Regions from separate parts of the Homo sapiens genome. Here region 1 is linked to region 2. A link is a contact called in ENCODE Hi-C or POLR2A ChIA-PET data. All regions are on one chromosome and are shown on one strand. The core of a region is the stretch at or near the end of the contact, and the rest is flanking DNA. Distances in the headings are between cores, read along the strand shown. Region 1 overlaps TM9SF4 (transmembrane 9 superfamily member 4). Region 2 holds the start of KIF3B (kinesin family member 3B).

What was found. A loop is a pair of places that touch in the nucleus more often than their neighbours do. ChIA-PET counts read pairs that join two places held with the same protein, here RNA polymerase II (POLR2A). Pooled maps may share reads with other maps.
Region 1: a loop to region 2 is called in a pooled map, with 2.4 times the contacts of the local background. The contact joins the enhancer-like site here to the promoter of KIF3B in region 2. A Hi-C loop is called at or near these places in 3 of 50 pooled maps. POLR2A ChIA-PET finds 5 or more read pairs at or near these places in 2 of 52 experiments (Panc1 and activated naive CD4-positive, alpha-beta T cell).

What each region holds. Positions count from the first base shown.
Region 1 is chr20:32,149,484-32,156,784 of GRCh38, reverse strand. It overlaps TM9SF4 (transmembrane 9 superfamily member 4), which reads right to left. Exons shown (of 18, transcript NM_014742.4): 10 at 7,019-7,151; 11 at 6,082-6,163; 12 at 5,910-5,985; 13 at 1,599-1,682. Among named protein-coding and RNA genes, the nearest start is that of TM9SF4, 43 kb to the right of the region's middle. RefSeq lists enhancers at 3,645-3,939, 6,664-7,301 and a silencer at 3,645-3,939. Within about 2 kb of position 1,469, at least 20 of the 41 ENCODE cell types and tissues checked have a DNase peak (open chromatin) inside an H3K27ac peak, as active enhancers do.
Region 2 is chr20:32,271,741-32,279,325 of GRCh38, reverse strand. It overlaps KIF3B (kinesin family member 3B), which reads right to left and starts at 1,675. Exons shown (of 9, transcript NM_004798.4): 1 at 1,561-1,675. It overlaps LOC124904885 (a long non-coding RNA gene), which reads left to right and starts at 1,783. Exons shown (of 2, transcript XR_007067561.1): 1 at 1,783-2,022; 2 at 3,684-3,907. RefSeq lists silencers at 1,300-1,479, 1,500-1,659 and enhancers at 1,313-1,823, 1,870-1,919.

The DNA.
Region 1 (7,301 bases), core at 220-2,719, 120 kb after region 2:
TTTTTTTTTTAATTGCCGAGTGTGGTGGTGACACCTGTAGTCCCAGCTACTCAGTGGGGCTGAGGTGGGAGGACCACTTGAGCCCGGGAGGCAGAGGTTGCAGTGAGCTGAGACCACAGCACTGCACTCCAGCCTGAGCAACAGAGTGAGACCCTGTCTCAAAACAAACAAACAAAAAATACAACAATACAAATTAAAAAACAATATAGTATAACAACTATTTACATAGCATTTACATTGTATTAGGTATTTTAAGTAATCTAGAGAAGAGTCAGAATATACAGGATGTGTGTACGTAAACACTATGCCACTTTATATATGGGACTCGAGCATCCTTGAATTTTGGTATCTTCAGGGGTCCTGGAACCAATCCCCTATGAATACCAAGGGACAACTGTATCTATTTATATTTGTGCCTGGAAAGGCCTATACCAAAGAGCTAACAATACTTCCTTAGATGGGATATGGGGGATTAGAACTGATTTTTCATTTTCTTCTTTATCCTCTTCTCTACACTTACTTTTTACAAGAATCACATAAAAAGAAATATATATATAAAGTGTTTAGAACAGTATTACTACAAAGCAAGCATCATATAAATGTTTGCTGTTATTTTATAAATTTTAAATTATGTAATTCTTTTGTAAGTATATCTATAAAAAGGAAAAAAGACAACATATATTAAAGACCTACATTGTATTTATCTCTGGGTGAGCAGATTTGGGGTTATTTTAAATTTCTTCTTTAACTTCTCTGCACTTTCCAAAATTTCTACAGTGAATGTTTATAATGAGCAGCTGGTAACTGGGAGGAAAATGCTCAAAGGGAGAAGGAACACAGGGATAAAAAAGGTGAAGTGAGAGGAAGGGCATGACTGTGTCTTGAGGGTGGCTTCCTAAGTTGCTGGGAAAGAAACCCCTCCTCTGTAAGCCTGGACGTGAAGCCTCATGCAAGGACCTTTACCGCCACCCCCAGGTGGAGGGCAGAGGGCTCTACGTGCTAAGGCTAGGATAGCAAAATGCCTGCCACATCTCAACTGCAGTCCTGCTAATTGACCAAGACCCCACTCCCCCTCCCCACAACTGAGTTCAAAATCCTCCTCAGTGAGTCTTGGACAGCTGCTAGTAACACACTGGACTGGGGCTGGCAGGATTCCCAGCTCTAAGGGTAATACAACCTGATCCTTCCTTTCCTCTCTCCTCCACCTGCAGGGGCTGGTGCTGAGGGGCAGGGACACTGAGGAGGACAGGCTTGCTTTGGGATAATGACCTAATAAACTCACACTGGGCAGCTCACTCTTGGTTAAGACAAAGGGAAATTCCCCAGTTGGCCGCTGGACTGTGGAAACCTCCCTTTAGAGAAGTGGGCTTGGGTCAGTTGACTGAAAGATCTCACAGGAAGGCCAGGGCCAGGGCATGACACACCAAGGGCAGGGCTGGGGAAACCCCAGCTGGCCCTCTGCCCTCATGGCTGGGAACGTAACTCTGGGGACTCAGAAAAGGGAAGGGAATGGCAGGAAGTGGCTTTTGGGAGTAGGGCTGAGTGCAACTGGTCCTCGCTTGCTGGGGAGGGGCTGGAAGGGTAGGGGAGGCACTTACCGCTCCTGATGAGTGCTTTCCCCAAATGAAGCAATTCAATACGAAGCAGATGCCAAAAACCACACCAGGGTACAGAGTTGCCGTCTGGAGCAAGAGGGGCCGGGTTGAGGAGCAGCATCCAGGGACCTCCCCTACCTGTCCCGGTGGGGCCCCCAGACCAGAAGCTCTTAAGCCCTCCTTGTCTTTCAGACTCTGCTCAAGCATCATTCCTTCCAGAAAGTATTCCCTGACCCTCAGACTGAGCAGGACTCTGTTCTATGCCCTCTCAGGTCCCTAATACTGCCCCTTCTTGCTCTCATCCCAGTTCGTAATTACATATTTTGGCTACCTGATCAATATCCGCCTATCCCCAAAAGACTGTGAGCTCCTTGGGAGGAGTGTGTCTACCTTGTTCTCTGATGTACTCTCATCACTGAGAACACGGTAACTACTCTGGCCAGGCGTGGTGGCTCATGCCTGCAATCCCAGCACTTTGGGAGGCCGAGGTAGGTGGATCACCTGAGGTCAGGAGTTTGAGACCAGCCTGGCCCACATGGCGAAACTCCGTCTCTACTAAAAATACAAAAAATAGCCGGTGTGGTGGCTCATGCCTGTAGTCTCAGCTACTCGGGAGGCTGAGGCTGGAGAATTGCTTGAACCCGGGAGGCAAAGGTTGCAGTGAGCAGAGATCGTGCCACTGCACTCCAGCCTGCGCGACAGAGCGAGATTCCGTCTCAAAAAAAAGAAAAAAAGAACACGTTAACTACCCAATATATACATATGTAAAAAAATTTTTTTTTTGAGGGGGAGAAAAATTACCTCCAGAATCGCTTGAGCTCAGGTGTTTGAGACCAGCCTGGGCAACATGGTGAAACCCTGTCTTTACAAAAAATTAGCCAGGCGTGGTAGTACGCACCTGTGGTCCCAGCTACTTGGGAGGCTGAAACAGATGGATTGCTTGAGCCCGGGAGGCAGAGGTTGCAGTGAGCCGAGTCATGCCACTGCACTCCAGCCTGGGTAATAGAGCAAGACTCTGTCTCACACACACACAAAAACCCTAAAAAACAACTTTAACAAAACACGTATGTCTGGGCCCCAACCCAAACTGCCTAGAAGGATGGTGAAGCTCTGAGTCTTGGGGTGGCAGATGCTGGGTTCCTATGTACCTTGTCTCACCTAATCCTCACGCAAGTCTGGAAGGAAAGTCTACCATTATTCCTTTTAATGAGGACACTGAGGCCTGGCGATGTTAAAGACAACCCCTCACCACCTCCACGTCACCCAGCCTCCTGAAGGTACAGCAGAGGTATAAACGCAGGCAGTCTGACCCCAGAGCCCATGCTCCTGACCTACTGCAGTGTATTCTTGCCAGTCAGAATCTCTTGGGTGGGGTATAGGCACAGGGATTCTAGTCTAGTCAATGCACCAGAGTTACAGTTGAGACTTTTTCTTCTATTTTCTTCAGAGACAGGGTCTCACTCTGTCACTCAGGCTGGAGTGCAGTGGTGCAATCATAGCTCACCGCAGCCTCAAACTCCTGGGCTCAAGTGATCCTCCCACCTCACCTGCCTGATTAGGAGGACTACAGGCACATGCCACCACATCCAAGTAATTTATTTTTTGTAGAGACAGGGTCTCACTGTGTTGCCCAGGCTGATCTCAAACTCCTGGGCTCAAGTGATCCTCCTGCCTCGGCCTCCCAAAGGACTGGGATTAGAGGCACAAGCCACCACAACCGGCATGAACCTTCTTGCCACACTGATCACCAGGCCAGGGACTGCTGTGGCAGCCTGAGCATCCAGGTGGGTCACTAACCACAATGACGAAGGCCCTCCGGAACCTGATGCTCAAACCTCCATTGCCAGTTTCATCTTTGGCTCACAGCCCTGCACCCAACAACTGGTCACTGTTCCTGCACATTCCTGTCTCTGGGCCTTTTTGCATAGGTCATCAACACCTCAGAGGATCCATTTCCTGAGGGCTAATGCTATACCAAGGTCCTTATGTGCAGTTAACCCTAGCTATCTTCATTGGAGAGATGGGGAAACTGAAGCTCAGAGGGCTGTTGAAAGTTATCAACCAATGCAGAGCCAGACTGGGATCTAGGCCATTCCAGAACCTTAGGCCCCACTGCTGGCTGCGTCCCTTCATCTGAAATCCTCCTCAAGGCCCGGCTCAAAGGTCACTTCCTCCCTTCCTTTGTGTTCCTGCATGACTCTGTTGTGTAGCACAGAATTCCTCATCTGCCTTCCTGGCTGAAATTTACTAACTGGGCACTGTGCTAGGTAGGAAAAAAAGCTCCAGGGAGAAAGGCAGACCCCTATGTAGAGAACAACACACCTGCCCCTACTTAGCTCTGCCAAGTGCTACTTAGGTCTCATGAGGGCTCTGCCAGGCTCGGGGTAGGAGGTGGGGGAGGCGGCAGCCTCTGGAGGACTGATGCAGGAGCTAAGACTTAAAGGATGAGGTGACACCAGCCAGGTGAGAAGAAAGGGTGGTGTGGCCCAGGCAGAGGGGATGGCACAGGCAAGGCCGTAGGAGAGTACACCCACACTGCTGCAGGCTGTTGGAGATGACCCCCTGTGGAAAGGCACCAGGGAAGGGTCAGAATCTTGTAGGGAGACCACAGAGGGCCAAGTGAGAGGCAAAGATGTCTGAATCCTTGAAGATGCAGAGATGGGGGTGGGAGGGGGTGGAATTCACGGAACATTCACAGAACATTTGGTAGGAAGATCCTTAGCACTTGATGTCTGAGAAGGAATGAGGCATGAGGAAGGAGGAGGATAGGCAGCTTCAGGTTTCTGGCTTGGGGGGCCTGGATCAATGATGGGCTCACTAGATGCAAGGGGTGGTTTGGGGGAAAAAGACTGGGTTTGATGTAGGATCCATCGAGGGAAATCCTGGAGGGTATCTGGTGACCTCTCCAGGGAAGAATCTTGCCAGGAGGGAGTGGTGAGTTTTACTCCTCTCTAGATCCCTGGCTCTTGGCATATGGTGGCCAGAGAAAAATGCTCAAATCATCAAGAATTCAGGAAGTTGGCTGGGCGTGGTGGCTCACGCCTATAATCCCAGCACTTTGGGAGGCCGAGGCGGGCGGATCATGAGGTCAGGAGATCGAGACCATCCTGGCTAACATGGTGAAACCCCATCTCTACTAAAAATACAAAAAAAAAAAAAAATTAGCCAGGTGTGGTGGTGGGCACCTGTAGTCCCAGCTACTCGGGAGGTGGAGGCAGGAGAATAGTGTGAACCCAGGAGGCAGAGCTTGCAGTGAGCCAAGATCACACCACTGCACTCCAGCCTGGGCAACAGAGCGAGACTCCGTCTAAAAAAAAAAACAAAAAAACAAAAAAACAAAATTAGCCAGGCATGGTGGCACATGCCTGTAATCCCAGCTACTCGGGAGGCTGAGGCAGGAGAATAACTTGAACCCAGGAGGTGGAGGTTGCAGTGATCCGAGATCGCGCCATTGTACTCCAGCCTGGGCAACAAGAGCAAAACTCCATCTCAAAAACAAACAACAACAATAAAAAAACAAAAAACAATTCAGGAACCTTTCTTTGATCCTCCCAAAATAGTCACGGTCACAACTTTTCTTTACCGAGGGCTTACTTTGTGCCAGAAGCGTCGCAGCCAGAACTGATACAGCCTGAGCTCTCCTTGAGCTTTTGACAGCGGTGAGAATGGCTTCAGAATCCTGGGCCCAGAGACTTCTCTGAGTGTGGGCACCCAAGAGTCTTCCTAGTCCTCTAAGAGACTCACTCGCTCTAGGAGAAGGGGCTCGGGGATCCCTGGGAGGTGAGGTCAATCTCGAGACCCCCTCTGGTTGCTACGCGCTTTTCTGCTGCCAAGAACTCTCCTTACCTCCAGGAGGCCAGAGAAGGGCAGCAATCCTCACCAAAGAGAAATGCAGGCACCAGCCTGGAAAATGGGCTGACAGGAACTTGGGTCTGGCCTCTTCAGGCTTAGGCAGGCAATTCCCTCTTTACTCAGGGTGTTCTCTCAGCTGCCCTGCTATTCTAAATCTTGTTATTCTGAATCCCCTATTTCTTCTCTTGCTTGAGCCATCAGACAATGTCAGCTAAAAATGACCTAAGTTCAAATCCCTCATTTTACAAATGGGGCAGTGGAGGCCCTGGGAGGTTCTGCTGCGAGCCTGTGGGTAACAGCCTGGGATTCCTGCCCTTGGACCTGTGCTGCTCCTGCTATGTCTTGCTGCTGCTCAGCTTCTGGCCCAAAAATCCCCACCAGGACCTGCCTACCTTCTCCTGAGGAGCCCAGGAAGAAGCTTCTCTGCTTCCCACCAAACAAGAGAAGGTTTAGGACACTCACACAGAAGGCTCCTTTCTTCCACCGATGGCCTTTTAAAGTGCGGTACAGACGGCCAGCAGAAAATCCGCCAAACACCCTGTGGGAAAATGGCAGGGATCCACACCAAGGGGACCCATTAGCTGGTGTGGAGGAGGCCTGTGCCGCCCCCGGGAGCCCACTCAGACACACCTACCCCATGAACATGAAGAGGAAGCAGGCTGTGGTCATGAGAGCTCCCCGGCTGGAGGGCGACAGCATCCCAAGCATGGCTACAACTGTGGAGGGAGGGAGGGAGGAAGGGCAGAGAAAGGCAGGGTGGCTGATCACCAGGCCTCTAGCCCCAGCCCCAGCCCCAGGCCCACCTTGGACAGGCTGACAGGAGGACTCTGGGCAGATGAGGCTCCCCCTCCCTTGTCTTCTCAACAGCATAGTCCCCTACCCTCTACAGGGGAAGACTGGGTCTTAGTTGGGGTTCGGAGGGGTGCAGCAGCTGCTGGGCCTTGGCTGGCCAAATCTCAACCGCAGCTTTCGGTCCACAGAGCACTTGCAGTGAGTCAGGTGCTGGGCTGAGGGCACCACAAATGCCAGGTCTCTGAATCCACCTTACCAACTCTGCAGGGTGATTACTTTCCCTATTTTTCAGATAAGGAAACGGAGGCTCACAGAGGTCAAGTGGCCTGTCCAAGGTCACAAAGCTTGGAGGCATGAGGCTGAGATGTAAATCTAGGCAGACTGACTCCAAAGCTGTCTAAAATTACTATATATTAGTGGGGTTTTTGTTAAAGAAAAAAATATTTGATTTCAATCCTAATCCTGGTACTGACTTTGGGCAGGTCACTTGGCCTCTGACTACAAAAGGAGGCCAAGCTCACAGCAATGATGTGTTGCCTCATTGATGGAGGAGACATGGTGGGCTCTGTAAATGGCTGTGAGGTGAATCACCAGTCCTGGGCTGGGGCTGGGGCTGTTGCTGAGATAGACGGCCTGTCTGGCCCAGAGATACTGACATGCCCACTTGGTGCCAGGAGCTTGGTTCCCTTTCTCCAGGGAGGGAAGCCCACCCTTCTCTCCTTGAGGCACCTGGAAGAGGAAGCCATGCCCCCATGCCCGGCCCCGCTGGGCACACTCACAGATGACGATGAGGATCATACAGAACAGCTGAATGCCTGAGCCCAGCAGGGAGCTGAGGATCATGGGGTACTGGGGGGGCCTGAAGACGTCGCCGTGCACCAACTTCCACCCAGACTCCTCCATGGTGTCTTCCTGCAGCGAAGGGCCAGAGTGAGGCTGGTTGTTGAAGATGGAGGCAGCTCTTGCAGGGACCACCCCCAAGGTGACAGCTGACACCCTCAGGTGCCAACCAGCGCTGCTCTGACACAGGAGTGTAAGTGATAGGAGAAAGTGCTTATCTGA
Region 2 (7,585 bases), core at 426-2,925:
TGTTGCAAAATCAGAGGCAACAGTGAATGGGGGATAAAATACAGGATTTACCTAGAAACACGTCCACTTCCATCACTTAATAGATACAAGATTCTTAGGCAATGACTGGGTGTGGTGGCTCACGCATGTAATCCTAGCACTTTGGGAGGCCGAGGCAGGTATATCACTTGAGGCCAGGAGTTCGAGACCAGCCAGGCCAACATGGTGAAACCTTGTCTCTACTAAAACTACAAAAATTAGTGGACGAGGTGGTGAACATCTGTAGTCCCAGCTACTCGGGAGGCTGAGGCAGGAGAATCGCTTGAACACACGAGGCGGAGGTTGCAGTGAGCTGAGATCGCGCCACTGCACTCCAGCCTGGGCAACAGACTAAGACTCTGTCTCAAAAAAAAAAAAAAAAAAAAGGATTCTTAAGCAGGTCCTTCCCTTTACTTTTCTGAACCTCAGTTTCCTCATCGGCAAAATGAGGATGACATCACCAGGCACCTGGCAAAGTCTACATAAAGATTAAATGAAATAATATGCCTGGTAAAGTGCTTCTTAATCATATGCTTGTAAATAGTTATTACTGCTTTAAGCACTTCCCAAAGGACACAAAGATGCCTTTTTTCTTCTGGAAGGGTCAACGAAGCCCAGGTAGAAAATGAGACCATGACCCCAGCTATCTACAAGGGGTTGACCTCAAAGAGTTTCCCAGGACTACTTGTAGAAGTACCTCCCTTGCTCTGAGCAGAATGGAGAAGTAAAACCGGGGTTGGGGGTTGGCATTGCAGTAGGACTACCCATATGAGCTGGCACTCTACACACCTACACCTTACCTGTCCCAAAGTCATCTCCTCCTGGAAGTCTTGCCCTCCTACCCTGGACGCCTCATAATAGCTGGTTGAGCACTTACTATGTGCCAAGCTACTTGACATACCCAGTCTCACTGATTTCCACAGTAGTCTATTACCTCATTTCACAGATAAGGAAAAGAAGACTCAGAGAAATTAACTTGCCCAGGGCCACACAGTTACTAAGTGGAAATGCCACGTCTCTAACTCGCTCAGACTTCAAACTGCCCTCTTGGTCTCCCATCTAGGGTGCCCTAAGAATTCTCCCTCTCCCCATTTAGGGCACTTTCACATACACTTCTCATTATCTTTACCACTCTGAGCAGCAATGTTAGGACCCCATTGAATAAACAGGTCAGCTAAGGCCAGGGAGGTGAAAAGACTTGCCCAAGGTCACACAGCAAGCCCAGCACAGCGCCGAGGTTCGGACCCCAGGCTCTCGCTTCCCCGCCCTCCTCCCAAACTGGGGCCCTGACCACCGCCTCAGGGCCCCCAGGTGGGCTGCGACCCAAGGTGGCCGTGTCTGGGGGTCGGGCCGCGACCCTGCCAGGGGAAGGAGGGGCAAGGCCGTCCGGACTACCAAAGGATGCCTAGGAGGCAGGGCAGAGGATGCTCCGGCTCGCGGGACAGCAAAGCCAGGCAGAGGCGCGGGCGCAGGTCGCAGGGAAAACCCCAGGCGGCCACAGGATTAGCCCTGCTCGGTGGGCGCCCGGCCCCTCCGACTCACCTGAGGCCCGAGCCGAAAGCGGGCGGCGGCGGCGGCGGCGGCGGCGGCGGCGGCGGCGGGGGCGGCGAACCCCTGGCTCAGCCATTCCCCGCTGCCCCGGATGGGGAGAGACAGTGGCCGCTCACTTCCTTAGCAACCTGGCTCGGCGACCCACTTCCTTAGCAACCGGTGTCAATTTCAATAACTTTATTGGCACACGAGCAGAGGACAGGGAAAGCCGGCTGGAGGGGTCTGGGCGGGGCTCAGGTCGGTGCTGGTGTTTAGCGGGGGCCCAACACACCTCGGTCTCCTCACCCACCTAAGCGGGGAGAGTGGCGCACAACGTGGCCTGACTCCATCCTCTGGTATCTCGTGCCTCAGTTTCCCATCTGTAAATGGAACACACGCGATTTCAGCCGCCGTTCAACCTTTCTAAAAGCTTTCACATCCATTATCTGACTGGTGTCTCAAACTGCTACTGAGGTAACTCCCATTTAGGGTGCCCCCAGTGACTCAATACGAACACCTATAGGCACCCTTGTTGTAGCTTTCCTGTCCTTCACCCAATCCAGTCAGTCACAACCGCCCCAGGCAAGGCCAGGCCACGCTCATCTCTAGCCTGCCTGAAATATCTGGTCTGTTTCCATTCTTTTGTCCAGCTCTGTCCGAACAATCCATTTTCCATAAGGTGGCCAGAGTAATTATTTAAAACAGATCATGCGGCCAGGTGCGGTGGCTCCCGCTGTAATCCCAGCACTTTGGGAGGCTGAGGCAGGTGAATCACCTGAGGTCAGGAGTTCGAGACCAGCTTGGCCAACATGGCGAAACCCCGTCTCTAATAAAAATACAAAAAATTAGCCGGGCGTGGTGGCGCATGCCTGTAGTCCCAGCTACTCGGGAGGCTGAGGCAGGAGAATCGCTTGAACCCGGGAGGCAGGGGTTGCAGTGAGAGAGATGGCACCACTGCACTCCAGCCTGGGCGACAACAGCGAAACTCCGTCTCAGATATAAAGATTAAAATAAATAAATAAATAAATAAATAAATAAAACAGATCATGCCACTTTCTGATTAATACTCGATTTAATGGAGTCTCATTGCTCTTAGAATCAAATATGAAGTCCTTATTACTTCCTGCAAAATTCGTTAAAACTCTATTCCAACCACACTGGCCTAGAAGGGCAGGTTCCAACCCCCATGGAACTTACACCTGCTGTTCCCCACTAAATAGAAACTGCATAAGAGCAGTCTTTTATTTGTTCACTCTTGTATCCACCATGCCTGGAACCAAGCTTAGTCAATAGTAGTTGCTGAACAAATATGTTTTGCTCCTTGAATAAATGAATACCTGAGATGGTCTTCTTCATCTGCCTACAACTACTTTTTGCCTGTTGTGGCAGATATTGCTACTTCCTCTCAAAAACGTTATTTCTTCCTGCTCCTGGACACACAACTAGACAGTATTTCCCAGCCTTCCTTACAGTTCAGACCAAGTTCTGGCCAATTAAATGTGATGTGTGCTATTCTCAGGCCTGGCCCATTAAAACTCCCACATAATTTGATTTACACTTTCTCTACAGTGAAGAAGTTTATTTTTAAATAAAATAATAAAGGAAATACCAAAAGAGACTGCACCCAGCCTCTTTTGGTATTTCCTGAAGCTAATAATTGCCTCATTTTTTCCCCCCTTTCATTAGCTTTCTTTGCAGATATTGTTAATTTTTTCCTATGTGGTTAATAAATTAGACAAAATAATCAGCAGTGATTTTTCCAGATGTGTAACATAACAATTCGGCTAGGCATGGTGGCTCATGCCCATAATCCCAGCACCTTGGGAGGCTGAGGCAGGCAGATCACCCTGAGGTCAGGAGTTCAAGACCAGCCTGGCCAACATGGAGAAACCACGTCTCTACTAAAAATACAAAAATCAGCCAGGAGTGGTGGCAGGCACCTGTAATCCCCACTACTTTGGAGGCTGAGGCAGGAGAATTGCTTGAACCTAGGAGGTGGAGGTTGCAGTGACCCGAAATAACCCTATTGCACTCTAGCTTGGGTGACAAGAGCAAAACTCCATCTCACAAAAACAACAACAACTTAAAAAAAAAAAAAAAGTTCATGAGTTCTCTTTTGTTTTTTTCTCCTGAAGGCTTCAGCTCTGATCTGGACCAGTGCTCTCCAGGCCTACTGCACAGCTGTCATACTGAACTTTCCTATATCCTACACCTGGTTGGGATTCCCTGTGCCCTGGACCTTGTGTCTCAAACTTCTAGATTGTGGATTTACTCTGTCATCTCTGTGCAGCACATCTTTCTGTAGATTCCTGAGAAAGGTTGCAAAGAAGCAAATATATTTAGTCCTTGTATGTCTAAATATGCATTTATACTGTTTTCACACTTGATTAATAGTTTAGCAGGGTATAGAAATCTAGGCTGAAGGCCAGGCGCCATGTCTTATGCCTGTAATCCCAGCACTTTGGGAGGTCGAGGCAGGCAGATCACCTGAGGTCAAGTGTTTGAGACCAGCCTGGCCAACATGCTGAAACCTTGTCTCTACTAAAAATACAAAAAAAACATTAGCTGGGCATGGTGGCACATGCCTGTAGTCCCAGCTACTCGGGGAGGCTGAGGCAGGATAATCACTTGAACCCAGGAGGCAGAGGTTGCAGTAAGCCAAGATTGCACCACTGCACTCCAGCCTGAGCGACAGAGGGAGCCTCCATTTCAAAAAAAAAAAAAAAAAAGAAATCTAGGCTGAAAATTATTTCTCTCAGAATTTTTAAAACATTGCATTATTGTTTCTAGTATCCAGATTTAAGACATCTAATGCCATTCTTAATCCTGTTGCTTTATATGTGTCTTGTTCTTTTTTTATTTTTAATCTTTGAAAACTTTTAGGCTATCATCTTTATCCATAATGTTGTATTTGATGATGACTCCCCTCAGTGAGGCTTTTCCTCACTTGTGTTAGCTGGGCCTTTTCAATCTGGAGACTTATATCCCTCTAATCTAGGAAATTTTCTTGTATTATTTTTTCGATAATTTTCTCCCCTCCTATTTTTTTTTCCCCTGAAACAGTGTTGTGCTATGTTGCACAGGCTGGAATGCAGTGGCATGATCATGGCTCACTGCAGCTTCAAGTGATCCTGCCACCTCAGCCTCCCGAGTAGCTAGGACTACAGGTGCATACCACCATGCCTGAGTAATTTTTCTATTTTTTGTAGAAATGGGGTCTCACTGTGTTGCCCAGCTGGTCTCAAACTCCTGGGCTCAAGCAATCCCCCTGCCTCGGCCTCCCAAACTGTTGGGACTACAGGAATGAGACACCAGACTTGGCTCTCCCCTCCATTTTTTTCTCTTTCTGGAATTTCTCTTAGTCAGAAGTTATACTTTCCAAACTGAGTTTCTAATTTTCTCTGTTTTTCTCTTATTGTCCCTCTTTTTGGCTCTTTTGTTCTACTCTGTGGGAGATTTCCATCCATATCTTTATTTTTAGTGTCTATCTCTTCTATGGAAGAATCTGGGCTCACCTTTTAGTCATCAAATCAATATTCCCTGCAGACATTTGGGTCATAACTTCCTCCCCCTGTTAAGTCAGTTACTACTTCCCCTTCTGTCCCTGTTTTCTAAAAACTTGCTGAAATCCCTGGGCCACTAATGTCTCCTTTTCATTCCTATTCATGTTCTGGGTTAATACATTTTTTATTCCTTATTGCCATATAGATGGGGTTCGAGGGAGAAAAAAATAAATACGCATCATCAATCCACTATGTTTAACTGGATGTGTTTACTGCTATTTAACAAAAATGTATTGTGTTCTTCAAAACAGCTAGAAGACCTGAAATGTACCCAACACATAGAAATGATAAATACTTGGGTGATAGATAACCTAAATACCCTGACTTTATCATTACACATTCTATGCATGTAACAAAATTGCACATGTACCCCATAAATATGTACAAAAACTATTTAAAAATTTTTTTAAACAGGTAGGTAAAAGGTATGAACAGATAGTTCAGAGAAAAGGAATAGAAAATATTGCTTTTAAACATAGGAAAAGGAAAGATACTTATGCTTACTCATATTAAAGAAATGAAAATTAAAACAACTTTTTTTTTTTTTGAGACAGAATATTGCTCTGTTGCCCAGGCTGGAGTGCTGTGGCGCAATCTCAGCTCACTGCAACCTCTACCTCCCGGGTTTAAGTGATTCTCATGCCTCAGCCTCCTGAGTAGCTGGGATTACAGACATGTGCCACCATGCCTGGCTCATTTTTGTATTTTTCAGTAGAGGCAGGGTTTCGCCATGTTGACCAGGCTGGTCTCGAATTCCTGACCTCAAGTGATCCACCTGCCTCAGCCTCCCAAAGTGCTGGGATTGCAGGCATGACCCACTCACTGCACCTGGCCGAAAAAAGAACTTTGGTAAGGCATTGTTGATGACGGTCTGGTCTTGATTCTGTCCTTAGCAAGCTGAATAAAGCTGTGTATTGAAGTGGGATTAGTAGTAGTAGCTGTACAGTTGTAGGGTGACTAACTTGTTCTAGTTTGCACAGGTCTGTCCCTGTTTTAGCACCAAAAGTTCCATGTCCCAAGAAACTCCTTAGTCCAGGCAAACTAGGATGAGTGGTCACCCTAGTATGATGGGGTAACTTCTATATTACCAAGTATGTTTCCACTCCTGGCATTTCCTTTCCATACTGTGTCCTCTTTTCCATCTAACCTGGACTGTGAGGTATTTATTGCTCAGAAAAGAGTTATTTCAGTAGAAAAATAGAGAAAGGACTTTCTGAGCCCCAGAATCTTGGGGAGGAGACTCAGGGAATGAAAGAAGTTTTGAAAAGTCAGAGTAGGGCTTCCAAACCTCTCAATTCTGGAGATTTGCTCAGTTCAATGAAGGGGAGAGATGGTGAGGATGCAAAAAGAGGAAGGAGGCCAGTGGGGCTGGAAAAAAAGGGTCCTGGAGAGATCACATGGACCAGAGCAGAGATCCTCCTTCCTACCTCCCCAAGAGCAAACTCTAGCCTAGAAATGATCTAATTCCAGCGAGCACCATTGTGTCAGTTTATCATAATAATAGATATCATAAATAATAGAAACCAATTCTGATGGTAGCAGAAAAGGAATTTATTAGCAGGGTAGTAGGAAGGCCACAAAATCACCAGGAAGTTTCTAGAAGTGGCCACTAATAAGAAAGGCGAGGCCACGTGGGACCATGTACTACTGGACTTGTATGGTGAGAACACTAGTTGCCCTGCTTTCACCATGGCTACCTGGCCATGGGCACTGTCTCAAGACCATTCTCACCTTCCCTCTCCATAAGGATTCCCCACAGTCTCGACCTCTATAACCCAAGCCTTAATTGGTTGATCCTTGATCACATGCCCATCTCCTACCTGCAGTGGAAGCTGTAAAGACAAACATCTGACCTTTTGGCTTCTATGGTAGGAAGAAGACTGCCTTCCGTTCACAAAGTAAGGAGTCCCCAGACATAGGGAGGGGGTTCTGTTGCTAAGCGGGGGGAAGAATCCCTTTATAACCAGACATCCCCTTTGCCAAGAAACTCCGTTAGCCCTCCTCCTCAACGTCAGTCAGTGAGGACCCTCCTCCCCAGTGGCAGGCATGTCGCCCAGGGACCACCCAGCTGGAATTAAGCCCACTGTGTTATAAAATTTTGCTCAGTCTCCATCTGAGTTGTCCTGTGAGGATGCCCCACTTTAGTGACTAAGATAACCCAAATCCTGTATGACAGAGAAAGGCACTAGATACCTGGCGACTGGGTGGCAGCAGGGGAGTGTGGGAAAGGGCATGCTTGCATCTATCATGGATGGGGATGAATGGAGGCCAAACCAGGAGAAAGGTAAAACATAGCCCAGACACCCATGGATGGTTTTATTATGATCTCATCCAGGAAAAATAACTTCCGATGAACTCTCTACAAAGCTGACAAGTGGCAGATGGCCTGGCTCCCCATGCAAGGGTAAAATCACGATGTTTTCTTTCTTCTCTCACATTTGAGAGCAGCGCTGTCCAACAGATCTTTCCACCGT